Regions from separate parts of the Homo sapiens genome. Here region 2 is linked to region 1. The links are chromatin loops, found by intact Hi-C in ENCODE. Cell type or tissue: Caco-2. All regions are shown on one strand.

Region 1 (8,000 bases):
CTTTATTAATTACTAATCACTAATTTTATTGAATTGTGATTGGAAATTCATGTCACATAAGATTTCTGTTTTTCTGGTATTTATTAATATTTCCCTTACAATTTAATACATGGCTGAATTTTGAGAATCTTCCATGGATGTTTGAAGATAAATGTATTATGCTTTTCCTGGGTATAATGTTCTATGTGTATTGTTTAGATTTGTTTGTTTGATTGTTAGTTTAAATCCTTATGTCTTTACTTTGTGTGTGTACATGATCATCTGATTTCTCAGAGAGAGTTGTTAGACTCTTACACTTTAATTATGGATTTGTGAATTTCTTCTTGTATTTCTGTCAATTGTTACTGAATAATGTATATTTTAAAGCTATGTTCTTGTTCATAAAAGTTCAAAATTCTTATTTCTTCTTGATGGATTATATTTTTACCAAAATGAAAAATCCTTGTCCCTTTTGTCGTTTTTCATCTTTTACACTAAAACTAGTATTTTGTCTGAAATTAATATTACTATATCTGCTTCCTTATTTTAACATTTATCTGGGATAGATTTTTCCATTTCTTCACTTCAAACTTTTCTTCATCATTTTATCTTATATATGAATCTTGTAAATAACATATGACAAGATTTTTTTAAAACCTAATTGGATTTTCTGTCCTTTAATTGGAAAATTTAACAGGTTTACATTTATTAAGAATACCGGTATATTTTGACTTAATCTTGCTACCTCACTTTATGTTTTCTATTTACTATTGTTTCTTTTTTTATTGTCTTCTGTTGGATTTATTTATTTCTTCTTTTTCCCTTTATTTATTGTTTTGGAAACTATATATTCCATTTTCCTAATGGATTCTTTTACATTTTACATTAAGCTTTCTAATTTTTCTCTTTTTAAAATCATTTGTGTATATATCTAGGCACCTCTTGGCCCCAACACGAATCTTAGCAAACATTCATCTTCTTTCTTGTACTTTTGTCTTTCTTCTTCTACTTCACACATTGAAGTCATCTGGTACTTTAGTTCCAGGTTGTTGTTAACTATTTTTCATTATGCTTGAATATCATCAGACTTATTCTAGGTTTTACTTCTTTGCTTACCGTTTGTTTCTGATATCTCTTATAGTCCTCTGAATTCCTTTTTTGGCAGGGGTTGGGATGGCTTATGTCTTTTAGTAATTCTCTAAAGAGAAAATTTGTGGGTGGTAAACTTCTAAGTCTTACTGTGTCTGCAAATGTCTTAATTTTTGTCTCACTATGTAAATATTAATTAACTAGGAATAATATTTTAGTTTTAAGATAATATTCCCTCATTATATTGAGCTATTATTTCATCTCAATATAATTTTGGTATCTAGTCCTAGTAATTAGACATGAAATGCCAATGTAAAATCTACGCTTTTGTAGATGGTTTTTCCTGTCTTTATTCTTGGTATTTTGAGGTAAGCCCACGATGCAGGCCCTTTCCATCTGCCTTCAGACCTGGGAAATTTTCTTCTATTATTTCTTTGATTATTTCCTCCCTTCCATCGGCTATGGTCTCTTTCAGGAGTTCTTCAAAATATGTAATCTGATAGACTTTTTCTTGTTTTTTGACATTTTATGACTTTTTTGGGAGAAACAGGCATATAATCAGTTCAAAATCTTAATCTAGTCTTTCTATGCATTATTAAGGAAATTTTAAGATAAATGTCAAATTATACTTTTGAATGTGATTGAATTTGGGCTCTGGTTATTTTTCCAAATAATATATTTTTAAAATCCTTGAATGGATTCCCTTTAGATAACTCTATGGAATTTTTCACTCCTTCAACCAATATTTATTTAGTGCCTAATTTTTGCTTGGCATTGTTCTAGGTTCTAAGGATTCAAAGTTTTTTAAAAAGATACAATTTTAAGGTCTGACACAGAGTTTCCCAACCTTGGTACTACCCATGTTTGACTGGATAATTCTTTGTTGTGGGAGGTTGTCCTGGCCATGAGAAGATGTTCAGCAGCATCTCTGGCCTCTACCCAATAGATGCCAGTAGCACCACCACCACCCCATTGCTGTGACAATAAAAAATGGATCCAGTCATTGCCAAATGTCCTCTGATGGGCAAAATTGCACTGCCCCCAGCACACTCTCTGTCACCACTGAGAATCATTGGTTTAGCAGGAGAAATAGCTAGTATACTACCGGGTCTATGGCAGTGGAAGAATATATAGAATGTTGGCACAAAGAAGGTAATGCCTGAGGTTCAGGAAATGTTTTACAATGCAAAAGATAACTTGGCCTGGATCTTAAAGGAAGAATTAGGTACTGGTCAGGTAAACAAGGAATAAGGGAAGAAAGAATAGTAATATTCAGGAGAAAAACAGCATGCGAAGACAGAAAGGTTGAAACAATTTGATGCATCTGAGAAACTCTTAGTAGTTCAGTTCAGTGTGTGGTTGGAATACAGATCTGAGGGCTATGGTAAAAAGGGAAGAAAACAATAGAGCTGGAGAGGTAGTTAGGGACAAGGTTATAAAGGAACAGGCAGGCTATGCTAGGAAATTTGTGCTTTGTTCAGCAGTGATGGAAAACCACTGGAAGTGTTAAGCAGGGAAATGGCATTTTAGGAAGACAGTTTTATAAATATGCAATGAATGGTTTAAAAAGATATGAAACTAGAAATAGGAAGACTGGATAGAAGAAAATTATAACAACCAAGTTAAGGACCCAAACTAGGGCAATGGGGGCCCGAGAGATGGAAAATGGGACATGCAATATATAGGAGGTAGAAATGATAAAATTTCCTGATTGTTATATGGAGAATAAAGAATTGGGAGGATTAAGGACAATGTCAAATTTTGGTGAAAAGAAAGGGTAAATGGAGCTGTTAGCAAATTGTGTTTACAGGTAGAAAATTCAAATAAATATCCCTGGGACAAAAACAAAAAACAAAGAAAACAAAAAAACCCTAAGTATCTTATAGCTCTATAGTTCTAAACACAATAGACAAGACATAAATTGATAGTTTTTAGAAAAACAGAACCAACACCCCCCATCTTTCCCAAAAAATCACTGTTTACTTTCATCACAACAAATTTCAACATCTTCTCTAAACATTTTCTCATGGTCTTTTTATCCCAAAGCTTTAAGAGAATGCTTTATATATATTTTTTCAAATTATTTCACTGTTAACTGATTTTTGACACATTATTTCAGCTGTTACAAAAGACTGTGAAATTTTAAGCCAAGATCGGACCATGAGGACTAAATTTTTTTGTTTATTAATGACATAAAAAATAGACAATTGTATCCATAAAATGACTTAAGTTCCATAAGCAACCATAAACGCCAAATAATTCAAGGTTTGGAGAATTTTTTTTTTCAGCATCTTTGCTGAAGAACTATGGTACTGAGGACCTCTACTGTTGAGAATATGAATGGCTTCACTGCTAGGATTAAATTTTCAGGGAATAAAAACATCAACCAGGCATAGGCAATCTACAGTCTGCCCAAAGTACAGAAATTATTTTCAGAGGCACACGGATAGTTGTGTCACTGGAACCTACGCAGAAATGCGTATGAGGTAGAATTTAGGTCTCCTCTCACCTTCTGGACTTCTCTACCTCCGTGTGCCCAGGGTCTAGTGCTGTCTTCTGGCTTGAGTCTGTGTTGGGCCTGATTACTACAGGTTTTTTTTTTTGTTGTTGTTCTTACTCTGTTCTTTTTTCTTTTCTTTTCTTCTCCTTCCTTCCTCTTTCTTTCCCTCTCTCGTTTTTCTTTCTCTCTTCCTCCCTTCATTCTTCTTTCTTTCTTTTTCCCTCCCTCCCTCTCTCCCTGTCTTTCTTTCTTTTTTTTTCTTTTTTTTGAGACAGAGTCTCTCTCTGTCACCATGCTGGAGTGCAGTGGTGCGATCTCGGCTCACTGCAACCTCCGCCTCCCAGGTTGAAGCGATTCTCCTGCTTCAGCCTCCCGAGTAGCTGGGACTACAGACGTGTATCACCATGCCCTAGCTAATTTTTTTATTTTTAGTAGAGACGGGGTTTCACCATGTTGGCCAAGATGGTCTCGATCTCTTGACCTCGTGATCCACCCGCCTCGGCCTCCCAAAGTGCTGGGATTACAGACATGAGCCACCATGTCTGGTCTTTTTTTTTTTTTTTTTTTTTTTTTTTACGGAGTCTCTCTCTCTCGCCAGGCTGGAGTGCAGTGGCCCAATCTTGACTCACTGCAGCCTCCACCTCCTGGGTTCAAGCGATTCTCCTGCCTCAACCTCCTGAGTAGATGGGACTACAGGCACCCGCCACCAAGCCCAGCTAATTTTTGTATTTTTAGTACAGACGGGGTTTCACCATGTTGGCAGGGATGGTCTTGATCTCCTGACCTCGTGATCCACCCACCTCAGCCTCCCAAAGTGCTGGGATTATAGACGTAATCTCAAATGCCACAAGATATAGGATTGGAAGAGATTTCTTTTGTGTTTATATTTAATATCTGGCTGGCCATGGCTGGGTATGTAGTGCACTTGATCTTTTTATTTTTTTTTATTTTTTTGAGACAGAGTCTCGCCCTGTCTCCCAGGCTGGAGTGCAGTGGCGCGATCTCGGCTCACTGCAAGCTCCGCCTCTCGGGTTCACGCCATTCTCCTGCCTCAGTCTCCCGAGTAGCTGGGACTACAGCCGGCCGCCACCATGCCTGGCTATTTTGTATTTTTTTAGTAGAGAGGGGGTTTCACTGTGTTAGCCAGGACGGTCTTGATCTCCTGACCTCGTGATCCGCCCACCTCGGCCTCCCAAAATGCTGAGATTACAGGCGTGAGCCACCACGCCAGGCCAGTGCACTTGATCTTTAAGTGAGATTTAATTCCAGTACTTCCATGACACTCATTATTAGTGTTTGAATTGACCCAAGCACCTCTCTGGTATACCTTGGCCAGTAACTGTCCCACATGCTAGGATTTGAATTTAGGTCCTGCTATTTATTAGTTTATTACCAAGGAACTTGTTCAAGTTACTTGACCTCTCACTCAATTTTCTCCTCTGTTCAAATGGGAGAAATAACATTTTTTAAAAAATGTTTGATCAAGTTAGATTTGTGAAAACATGTAAGACAGAGACGGATACAAAATGAATGTTCAATATTCCTAATGTCCCTTCTCTCCCTTTCCCTTCCCTTTATAAAAAATCAATTCAGAGTGAGAAATATCTGTGTTGAAAAATACGCTTAAGGGGGATCCTTTATCAACAACATATTTCCAAGCCAAATGTGAGTCAAACCAAATTCATGTCTTCATCAGATTGTGTTTTTACCACAAGAAAGTTTCTCAAATTAGGATTTATGTTGACAAAAGAAATTGGGTGTTAGAGGGCTTGGTCGTACACAAAGCACCAAAGCTGTAATCAGCTTTGTATAAAGGATTCTATAGAATTACAAAGAGTTTAGTCAACTCCCACAGTCATATGTGAATTGTGAGGTTTGGTCCGGGGACAGGTGAAGGAAAGGATCCTATGAAAGCTGGCAACAAGAGAAAGCGAAGCCCCAAATATAAAGAAGGCCTACATCATCTCTACACTATCCAATCACATTCACAACATGGCAGCATTGTGCATTTGGGCCTCCATACAAAGAAAATTCATCAGCTCCTGTGCCTCGCCTTCCAGGACTCAGAGTGAGGCCATCCTGTCACACGCTGTTTTGTTAAAAAGATATACCAAACCGGCCAGGAGCAGTGGCTCACGCCTATAATCCCAGCACTTTGGGAGGCTGAGGCAAGTGGATCACTTGAGGTCAGGATTTCAAGACCAGCCTGGCCAACATAGTGAAACCCCATCTCTACTAAAAATATAAAAATTAGCCAGGCCCGGTGGTGGGCACCTGTAATCCAAGCTACTCTGGAGGCTGAGGCAGGAGAATTGCTTGAACCCCGGGAGGTGGAGGTTGCAGTGAGCCGAGACTGCACTACTGCACTCCAGCCTGGGCGACAGAGAGAGACTCTGTCTCAGAAAAAAAAAAAAAAAAAAAAAAAAAGGCAAACCATATGCAGAGACCCATATGCTATGATACAAATGCAAGCCGGTACACATAAATGTATTTTCCCACCGTCCAGAGATTTTGTTGTTGCAAAAAACAAAATCTTGGAGTGAAATGTAAAAGCTAATGGCTCCTATTCACTGTGAAAAATGGAGAGGAAATGATAATCGAGTTGAAGAAATAGCAGGTTAGCAATTGGGAGATCAGAGACCCAAAATACCTCCCACTGTGTATCTGTGGGACCGAGGTCAAGTCCTCTCCTCTAAATAGCGTTTCAGTTTCCCCACCAGAATGCTCTAAAGAACAATCCTGGCTTGTGCTTCAAGGGGAGGAGATAACAAGCATAAAATACTTTGCAATCTTCCTTAAGACAGTGTTACCTAAATCCCAGTCATTACTACACTAATACACTAAGATGATAGTACCTGCAGGAAGGCAGGCATCACCTTGAACACAGAGAGCTGTTAATCACCTCAAATCCCTCAAGTGTGTCAAGTAAAGGGCAAGGGAAAGATGCAAACTGTAGTACTGGTGTCAGGATGGTTTTGTGTGTGTGTGTGTTTGTGTGTGTGTGTGTTTGAGACGGAGTCTCGCTCTATCCCCTGTGTGTGTGTGTGTGTGTGTGTGTGTTTGAGATGGGGTCTCACTCTATCCCCCAGGCTGGAGTGCAGTGGCGCAATCTCGGCTTAGTGCAACCTCTGCGTCCTGGGTTCAAGCAATCCTCCCACCTCAGCCTCCCAGGTAGCTGGGATTAGAGACGCATGCCACCACGCCCGGCTAATGTTTGTATTTTTTGTAGAGACGGAGTTTCATCATGTTGGCAAGACTGGTCTCGAACTCCCCCAAACCTCAAGCGATCCACCTGCCTTGGTCTCCCCAAGTGCTGGGATTACAGGTGTGATCCACTGCACCCAAAATCAGCTCAGAGTGATTTCGTATAAGCCTTGAGCCTTCACCGTGAACATTTTGCTTCCAAGAATAAATGATTCTGAATTCCAAGTAACCTCATTACTGCGAGATGAGATGGTCTTGACCAGTTTACCACTCTTGAGGCTTTAAATCTTGGCATCACTGCTGTGATTCCCACCTAAACCGAAGTGCATGTGCAGGACTGTGGTGTCACCGTAACCAGAAAGAAAGACGCTTACTTTAACCAAGGAACCTACTTCCAACCTGGGATTATAAAATGCCTACCTAAATCCAAACTGCAACTTTTATCTTAGACCTCTCCTCCAACTAATGCGGTCAGTGCAGATCAAATGTTTAGATTGATAAATGCGGCTTACTGGTGTGAGAGACTCACTCATTGACAGAGCCCAGAATCCAAAGGTGATTAGTTGACTAAAGAGGGAAGACGAGCACCAGACAGCCTTGTTTGTCATTTTGCACACTTAATCGCATAAATCTCATAACACCAACTGCAGCTGCATGGCAGGAAATTAAATACTGACAAAAATAAAACCAAAGCTCCCAAATCAGTTCAGACACCTGTTTCGCAAGAATCAGTGCGATAAGATCATCTGTGGGTGGCAATTTTTTTTTCTGTAACGTCACTTGATAACTATTTTTCTCCCTGTTCTTTTTTTTTTTAACTTAAAAACACAGATAGAAAAACATGTAGACATCCTTAATAGTTGAATATTGACACACATACTTTAGGATTCATTTTCATAAAAGTGGCTGCTTTTTGTATAATGTAGATGAATGTTATATTCCAGATTAAAAGCAGACCCAATTCTAATTGAAAACAAATAGAGTATCCTCTAACTGTGGTTACTAATTTATACACAATATATTTACTATTTCAGAAAGAAACTGGCTTAGGAATTTCCTTTAACTGTACCCAAAAATGCTAAAAATGACATATATTTCCTTACACACACTTGTCCAATTTGATTCGAATCAAGGCTTCCCTCTCAAACCATATATTGGTTTTTAAAATTTTTTTAATTTCTATATCACTTGGACTGGACCTACATTGTTTAAATGAATAGTTTGTAAG
Region 2 (8,000 bases), 91 kb before region 1:
GCAGCTTTAAAGGAGGAAGTTTTAGCCACCGATTAATTCTTTTATATTCACGAATAGTTCAAAATCGTTCTGTGAAACGAAATCTGGAGCCATGGGCTCCGGGCGGGCAGGGTTCCGCACAGCTCTTCGGGTCTGGTTCTTCTTTCCTCAGGCTCCGCGTGGAGCCCTGGGCCTGGCAGACACAAGTTTCTCTCCCTCCCATCCCCAGACCATCGAGAACATCAAGGTGGGGCTGCATGAGAAGGAGCTCTGGAAGAAGTTCCACGAGGCGGGCACCGAGATGATCATCACTAAGGCTGGCAGGTCAGCGCTGGGAGATTTACTTCCGGGGATGGCGGTGGGGAGCAAGGGGGGCCAGGGAGGTCCCTTAGAAGTCCTCTCGGCCCCGGCCTGGTGGCCTGTGGGAGGCCTCTCTGCCTCCTCGGGCGTCAGTGCCACCTCCCTTCGCAGCTTGGGACTGGGCCGCCAAAGCCCGCAGGGGGCCACCGCAGCCGCGCGGGCCTTGCGGGAAAGACCGAGGGGAGGGGCAGCGCTATGCAAATGAATCCAAACAGGGATCGCGACGCTCAAAAGTCCCAGCTCCAGCACTTTTGGCCCCCTGGGGGGCTGCTTTGCCCTCCTCTCTTTGAGGACCTGAGGAGGTTTCTCAGGAATGCATTGATTGGAGACCCAGAGATGCCTCTCAGCAGATGGGGAGAGGGAAATAGACTATGCTGTTCAGTTTTCATACATTTTCGTGAGTGACTCGAACCCCAAGTTTTTCATCCCAGGGGCGCCGCTCTTCTGTTTCCATCCCCATCTCTGGCCAACGGGAAAGCACTACGTTGGGCTCCGTGTGTGTTGTTGGGGGAGCGGCTCTCGGTGGCTGCCAGAAAAGGATGATTTATAAAGTGGAAACATCTTTAAAATGCGCTGGTGTCTGTGGGAGAGAACAGGGAGGAGAGGATGAGAGGAGGAAGACTCACGGCGGGGGTGGGGGTGAGTGAGAGATTCGCTGGGGCTGGTGGGGTGGGGGCAGGAGTGTGGAGGAGAACGGTTATCAGGTGAAGGTGGATTGCTGTAGACAGAGACGCTGGCAAGTTCAGGTTCAGGAACTCCCTCCCCACCCACTCTATCCCCTGCACATACACACACTTGATTTCTGTCCCTGAGGACAGATTAGGTGTGAAAATGTCCCTTTGCCTGGATGTGTCTCATAATTGGGATTTTGAAGGAATAAGATGATGAAGGCTCAAGTGCCAGGAATTTGGAGTCAGACCACGGTGGGTGAGGGCTGCAGTTCCAACTCAGCTACTTTCATCTGTGCAACCTCAGACAAGGTGCTTAATGGTCTCTGCTCCCTCCCCACTCCATCTGTAAAAGAACAGGTCTTGCCTCATACATTGTATGTAAAGCACCAAGTTCCTGTCACATGCAAGCACACAAGAAGTGCTAGCGAATAATATTAGCAATAATTAGAGAAGTGTCTGGCGTCCCACTCAGTATTTTCTTCTACTTTTTAGAGAACTCAGCTCTGCTGAACCACTTAGTGAATGATAGACTATTCAAAGGAAACAAAAAGCCGGCTGGTTTGCTGTGTGCAGCGTATGGGGTGCTGTGGTCCTTCCTCTCTGCTCCCTGGCAGGCCTTATAAAGTTTCCTTTCTTTTGTTGAGGGTGGAGGTCTGGGCACTTGGCCACCCTCAGGCCTTAGCCAGGGAGGTGGCATCACCACTCAGGGCCTCTATCAGGAGAGAAAGTAGGTTTAGTTTAGGGCTTGAGCTTGCTGTATTTTGGGGATGGAGATAGGGAAGGAAGACACATGAAGGGGCTGGCAGAGGGTGCGACATGGAGCAGGCATTGAGGACAGTGGAAGCCAGGTGTCACAGGCCCTGCCTCTTTCTGGCTGAGTGTACTTGGGCAAGTCACAGTCTCCTTGTAGCTCAGTGGTGTCAGGGAAATGGTGACCGTAGACCTATCTGCTGTCCCTTCCTTTTCTATCACTGTGAAACTCAAACCAGGGAATCACGTGGATGATGGTTGGTAAATGGATAATCCACTTGATCAAGTGCGAAGGGGAATGGGGCTATTTCTTGTGCCTGCTAGTGTGGAAAGAAGGTAAGAAAGAGAAAGGTTCAGAACTGCCATTTTTAGGCAGCAGAAATAACCTTGTCTCTTGAAAATAACTGGCCAGCATGTTCTCTGGGCATGTCTGGCCTTTGGCATTTTAAACAAAGGGCATTTTTGTTTGTTTGTTTTCCTCAGTAGTGTTTCCTGCATCTGCATGGGTCCTCCTCCTCCCTCTCCCAACACATACACTTATACACATACTTCCATAGGTGGCCAGCTTCAGGCAGATGTTTGTGCTTGATCCTAGTTGAGGCTTAGAGATGGACCTTAGGGAATTATGATAATATTTCTAAAATGGCTGTGATGATGTTGGCCAATTATGGATCCATCACAGCCTTTCACTTCTCTGGCAGAAAGTTATCCTTGCACTGGGTCTGGTTCTTAAGAAAATCACTAGTCTCATGCCCCCAACCCCTCACCCCTCACAGACCCCATTTCCTCCTTCATAGCTGCCCCCCTCCTTCAGCAACCACTGTATTGCTCTGATCTACGTTACTCAGGCTGTGGTTCTTCAACATCCTGTCCAGTGCCTCTCCCTGCTCCCCAAATTCTGTGTGCCTCTACTGGAACCCTTCTTGGTACACGTCCATTTGTCAGCCTGGGCCCTGCTGCTAAACCTGGAATCATAGCTTCCTAGATGGCTAGAGCTGGAGGAGAACCAAGAGAACGTAAACCAAACCCCAGAGAAGGGAAGTTAGGCAGTTACCAGGTCCACACAGGAAAACAGATGAGACACCCCACCCCCAGAACACAGCCCCTACTTTGATAAGTTCCCTTGATTGCTTTTTTACGGGGTCCTATTCAGTGTGGATTGTGGCTCTGCCCTAGAGACCCTGGCTGATTAGGGACACGATAACTGCCATCTGGCTGGGTAGGAGCAGGCCCTGGAAAAGGGGAGCCAGAATGTTCTCAAGCCAGGTTGAGTTCTCAGATCACAAGTTTCCTTCCTACCTTAGCCCTTTGGGTCCTTGAGAGTCTTGAAGGTTGACAGAGAGAAGAATCCCTTTCACTGGATAGTGACTTTGAACTGCCAAACAATTTGGCCTGGTGGATAAAATGCCAACCACAGTGGGAGCCACCAGTTTCTGAATACTCAGCGACCTCCATGTCAGGTGTGAAATGGGGGCCACAGCCCTCCGCAGCCCGTCTCAGTCTCTTGGGTCTCTGTGTCCAGAGGGTTCGTGCTGATAGCCGCAGACAGCAGATCCCTCTCTTGGCCTCCCCACATCCCTGCCAAGCTTGATACATGTGAGAAACTGCATTTTCTCCCAAACATAGATAAAAGTGAGCTCCACAAAAAAATTTAAATATAAACCTCCCCAAAATGAAAATTGCCTAACTGTCTCACTGCCCTACTCCTAGGTCAGGGTTTTGCCACCAGATAAATCTCCACTATCAGCCTTCATAGCCTGTTGAGTTCAATGTTGCTTGTGTTAGTGACAGTGAATTTGCGTTTGAAAAATGAACTACCGATGAGAACTCCTGTTGAACCTGTATTGTTTGTTATTCTGAGGCAAGGATTTGGCCCGGCTTAATCCGGGGCTTCAAAGCCAATTGCCCTCACTCTGTATACAGAGCGTCAGAGCCCAGTGGCGTGGATGATAAGAGAAGTAAGGGTTGAAGACACTGGGAAAGTGGGTTGGGGAGAGAGTGCTTTGATCTCTTTTTAAAGTATTTTCTGAAAGCAAAAGTCTATCAGAAGGAAGTGCCTTTAAAAAAAATCTAAGAGAAGCAACCGATCTTCCAAAACAACATCCATTCCACACACTCTCACCCCTGCCCCTCCCTCAGGGAAAAGATTTCTTAAATATGCTTTGGGTGAATTAGAAAACTGTGTGTGTATGCCTCTATGTATGTGTGTGAAACGTGGAAATCGATTTATTATCTTCAAAATCAGAACTCACTTGGCTACAGAAGGCTTGGTCTCAGTGTAGGTGGCACCAGCAGCCCCACTCCTAACCCCAGCCTTGGATGCTGGGCCCTGGCCTCTTCCCCGTACACCCAGGATTCCTCCTGAAAAGCCCCCACGGACATCAGGGTTGGAGAAACAAAGGGTTTTAAGGGGACCCCTGCCATTTCACTGCTGTAGGGTTCTTTTCAGACTCTGAGCTCCAAGGCGCCTGTGTATGTGTACACACATATATAATTTTTAACCTAAATGTATTGAAGTGGAACATTCCTACAGAAGAGTCCACAGGTCTTAAGGGTGCAGCTTTACAGACTTGCACAAAATAAACACACTCGTGTAACCTTCATCCAGATAAAGAAATAGATCATCACCACCACCGCCCCAGAATCCTTCTTGTGTGCCTGCCCAGTCAGAGCCATCCCCACCTTTGAAACCGCTCTCTAGACTTCTGACCCCTTCTGGCTGGTGTTCCCCTACATTAAGGGAGGGTCCGTGTAGCTGTTCCTGGAGTCCCCAGGGACCTCCGAGAAAGTCGGGGCTGCAGCGGGGTTGGGGCTTGGGGGACCCTCCAGGTGGAGAGAATCTAGGGGTATCCCCTAGTCTCTGTCCCTTTCCCCAGGAAAGGGGCTGAGAGTAAGCGCCTTGAATTTGGCCACCGCTTTGGCCGGGGAGCTCCCGCGGCTCTCGCAGCGCAGCTAGAACTTGCGTGTTCCCTCAGCAGTGAGTTCGCAGTTACGGGTTTGTTGCCAGAATTAAAAAAGCCCCAAACCCTTGCCCCGCGCCCCGCGCGCCTCCAACACCGAGAAACGTCCGAGGAAGCTTATCTTAGCAGTTCATTCTAAAGCCATTTCCGAGTATGAATAGATAAAGGCTCCAGCTCCGCACCCTTTCAGAGCCTGTTTCATGATCAGAGGAGAAGCCCCGGGCTTTCATCTCCTCCCGGGCCGGCGAGCAGGCGGCTTGTTTATTCCCCTGGCGGAGCCGTTTCCGCGTGTGCCGTGGGGAGGGCGGGGGAGCCCCCATCTGTCTGGGGGCGCGGGAGCCCGACGGCGCGAGGGGAACTGGGGGAGCATGGAGAGGGCGCTTGGGGCGCGGAGAGAAGGTGCGGGGCACGTGGAAAGCGTGCCGAGGGGCTGGGAAGAGGGAGGGACAGGAGGACGGGGTGGGAGCAGGGAGAGGGTAGGGGGCATAGGGAGAGGGTGCAGGGAGGGGAGAGGGGGAGCGCGCAAGGAGGGGGCTGGCTGGGGCGGACCCAGAGGTAGAGCGCAGAGTGCCCGGGACAGGCGGGCTTCACCGCCAGCGCTGGTGGCAGGGCCTGCGTGGACACAGGCGGCACACACAGTGTCTTCCTTCTTGGTCACCTCCCCCACCCCAACACACAAACAGGGAGGCGTTGCTTTCCACCGTAGGGTGTTGGTTTTCAGGTACATTCTATGTCATAAATCACAGAAACAATTTACATCTCACTCCATCATTTCAAACCTTTCATGAGAGAGGCAGAGCTCACAGGAAGTCACAGCTCCCAAACCCAGCCTGGCCTCTGTCGCCTGAGGCATGCCACGCTGGGGAACACCCCCAAGTCAGGCGTCTAGGCACCAACTTTAGTCCCTTCAAGAACCCAAGGGCAGATGCCCAAGGGGCCTTGAATTCTCCCCTCGACCTGGGCAGGAAGCCAATGGAGGGGACAGAGGGGGCCTCACTTTCACAGGCAGCCCTTTCCCAACGCTGGGTGGACCCTTCCTCCTTCTGGAGCCACCTAGGCAGGGAAACGGTAGTGCTTAGGGCCCCCCACCCCACCCCAGAGTGGGTTCTGCATGGCTCAGAAGCAGTCCCCCAACTAGACCCTGCCAAGACCTAGACATCTGTTGCATTGAAGGCAATGGAACTCCCTGAGGCAGTTCAGGCCACAGCAGAGGGCTTTTGAACTCCCCATTCAGACCAGACATCCTACGTCCCTGTCCCTCGGCTTCTGAGCGCTGCTGCCTTAGGTAGAGGGGAATTGGTGGGCAGGGGAGGCGAGGCTGGGAGGTACTCCCCTTCCCTGTGCCGACGCCCACATCTCCTTATCAGTCAGGAATCTGGCCTACGATCAGCTTCCAGCAGGGGCCAGGTCCCAAGACACCAGCTGGGGCTGCAGAGAACAGGCTCCTCAAAGGCCTTCCAGAAAGCACTTAGTTAGTGTCAGCCTGGCCCCCTGGGCTGTGGAAATGAAGCCCAGCAGGGAGAAGGAGAGGGGAAGGCCAGGGCCCCTTAGCCTCCTCTCAGCCTAGGCTATGACGCGTGCCAAAGTGGCAGTGAGCCCTTCGCTCCTGGCCCCCTATGTGGACACTGGCCCTGGAGGGAAGCCATGGCTGCCCTCTGCTGTTGCCACCTGGAATGATGACAGGAAACAAGCTGAGTGCAGGCCCCCGGTGCCAGGCCAGCCCAAGTATGGCCAGGGCTGCCCCATTTTGTGGCTGTTTCTGTGGCAGTTACAAAATGGTGGCCTGCAGGGGGCGGGATTCTTGGCCTTACCCCAGGGAAGGGGGAGGTGAGGCAGCTGCTGCCCTCCCTGCTTCAGCTGTTGGCCCACCAGGAGAGAGGCAGGGCCGGGAAAGGGTGGTGCAAGATCCAGCTGCGCCCCCAGGCCCCATAGGGGGGCTGGTAAGCAGGAGGCAGGGTTGGGTTCCTGAGCCCCTCACTTCCCCCATTCCTGGAGAGGGGGTGGGGTGGGTATTTGAAAATGCTTTCAATTGACATCTGAGACAAATTCTTCCACAAGGTTTATAAGTCCCTAGACTTGCAGCTAGAACTTCCCTCCTCCCTCCAGGCACGCACACATCCACACATGCGCACTTGCACACCGCTCACATGCGCCTGGGCACACACACCCCACATCCCCACGTCCCCGCCCTGCAGTGCTTGCACAGGCCTCTCCTCCAGCAAGAGAGGGGCACAGGCGGGGCTGGGTGGGGCGTGGGCTGGCAAGGAAGTGAACCCTCCACCTCGGTCGGGGTCCTCGCCTGGGCTTAGGGCCCGCCAGCTTATAGAGGCCTTGATCCTTTCTGGAAGCCCTGTTCTGTCCAGGTAAGCTGGTGCCCCTGGTGACAAAATAGGGGCCTCTGATCAGCTGTTTGTGGCATCTTGGACAGCTTCTCCAGGGTCCCGTACTGTCTTGGGTTAGTGAGAGGCAGAGAACCACCTGATGGTTGTCCCAGAGTGGACCAGCCGGGCAGTGGCACAGCTCAGTGGGGCTTAGTGTCTTCACTGTGTCTTCAGCTAGGTTTGGATCCTGTTTCTCTTGGGGAACACCTTTGTGGAAGATCAGCTGGGGTGGGGGATGGAGTCTGAGGAGGATCGTGGGAAGTTCCGTTCTTCCCTCTGGTGAAGTCAGGGACCTAGTGACTAGGGGAGGGAGCTGTGCCCAGAGCGTTTGTGTATGCGCTGTGCTGTTGTGTGTGCGTATGTGCTGAGGGGTGTGCGGAAGCCCCCTCTAGAATGTGCCTCGAACCTCAGGGCCCTTGACAGCCTCAGCATGGGCTGCAGGAAATGACAAACTTTCTGGGTTTTGGTGAATCCATTTTCACAGAAGTAGGTCATACCACTTCTCCATTTACTTTGCTGAGGGAGGAGTGCAGCAGGGGTCCGTGGTAATTCACGCAGCAATCTATGAGATAGGTGGTAATGTTATCCTCATTTTAGAGATAAGGAAACCAAGGCACAGAGAGGTTCAAGCAAGTTGCCTAAGGCTTATCAGTGGGGTCCAGGCTGTGACCATGGCAGGTGGTTTCAGAATCCATGCCCTCTCTTATCCATGAGGCTCCTGGACCGACTTTCCCCTGATACTCAGGGTGCACAGGTCCAGGTGAGGTGTTCACAGGGAGAAGTACCCCCGATAGACACACTGGAAGAACCCAAACCTAGCAGGGTTTTGGACAGCAGTCTCCTGTTTTCCTGCAAGCTGGTTTTAGGCCTAAGGATTTCCACAGAGGCATGACCCAGAG

The links. Hi-C counts contacts between places; a loop is a spot of excess contacts. Peaks named below come from ENCODE experiments on the same cell type or tissue, not always from the same donor. Only the 100,000 strongest peaks of a DNase experiment are listed, where the experiment ranks them.
Region 2: a loop joins it to region 1, with 4 times the contacts of the local background. A loop is called at or near these places in 3 of 110 quality-filtered maps.

The regions. Positions count from the first base shown.
Region 1 is chr17:61,547,965-61,555,964 of GRCh38, forward strand. No RefSeq gene overlaps it. Among named protein-coding and RNA genes, the nearest start is that of NACA2, 39 kb to the right of the region's middle. In Caco-2, a CTCF peak has its summit at 3,396; no DNase peak of the experiment used is centred here.
Region 2 is chr17:61,457,329-61,465,328 of GRCh38, forward strand. It overlaps TBX4 (T-box transcription factor 4), which reads left to right. Exons shown (of 9, transcript NM_001321120.2): 3 at 209-303. It overlaps LOC124904042 (a long non-coding RNA gene), which reads right to left and starts at 3,514. Exons shown (of 2, transcript XR_007065872.1): 1 at 3,060-3,514; 2 at 1-919. RefSeq lists enhancers at 5,127-5,789, 6,453-7,114. In Caco-2, a CTCF peak has its summit at 6,469 (motif pointing right); DNase peaks (open chromatin) are centred at 3,673, 4,393, 5,393, 6,093 and 1 weaker place; H3K4me3 peaks cover 1,514 bases.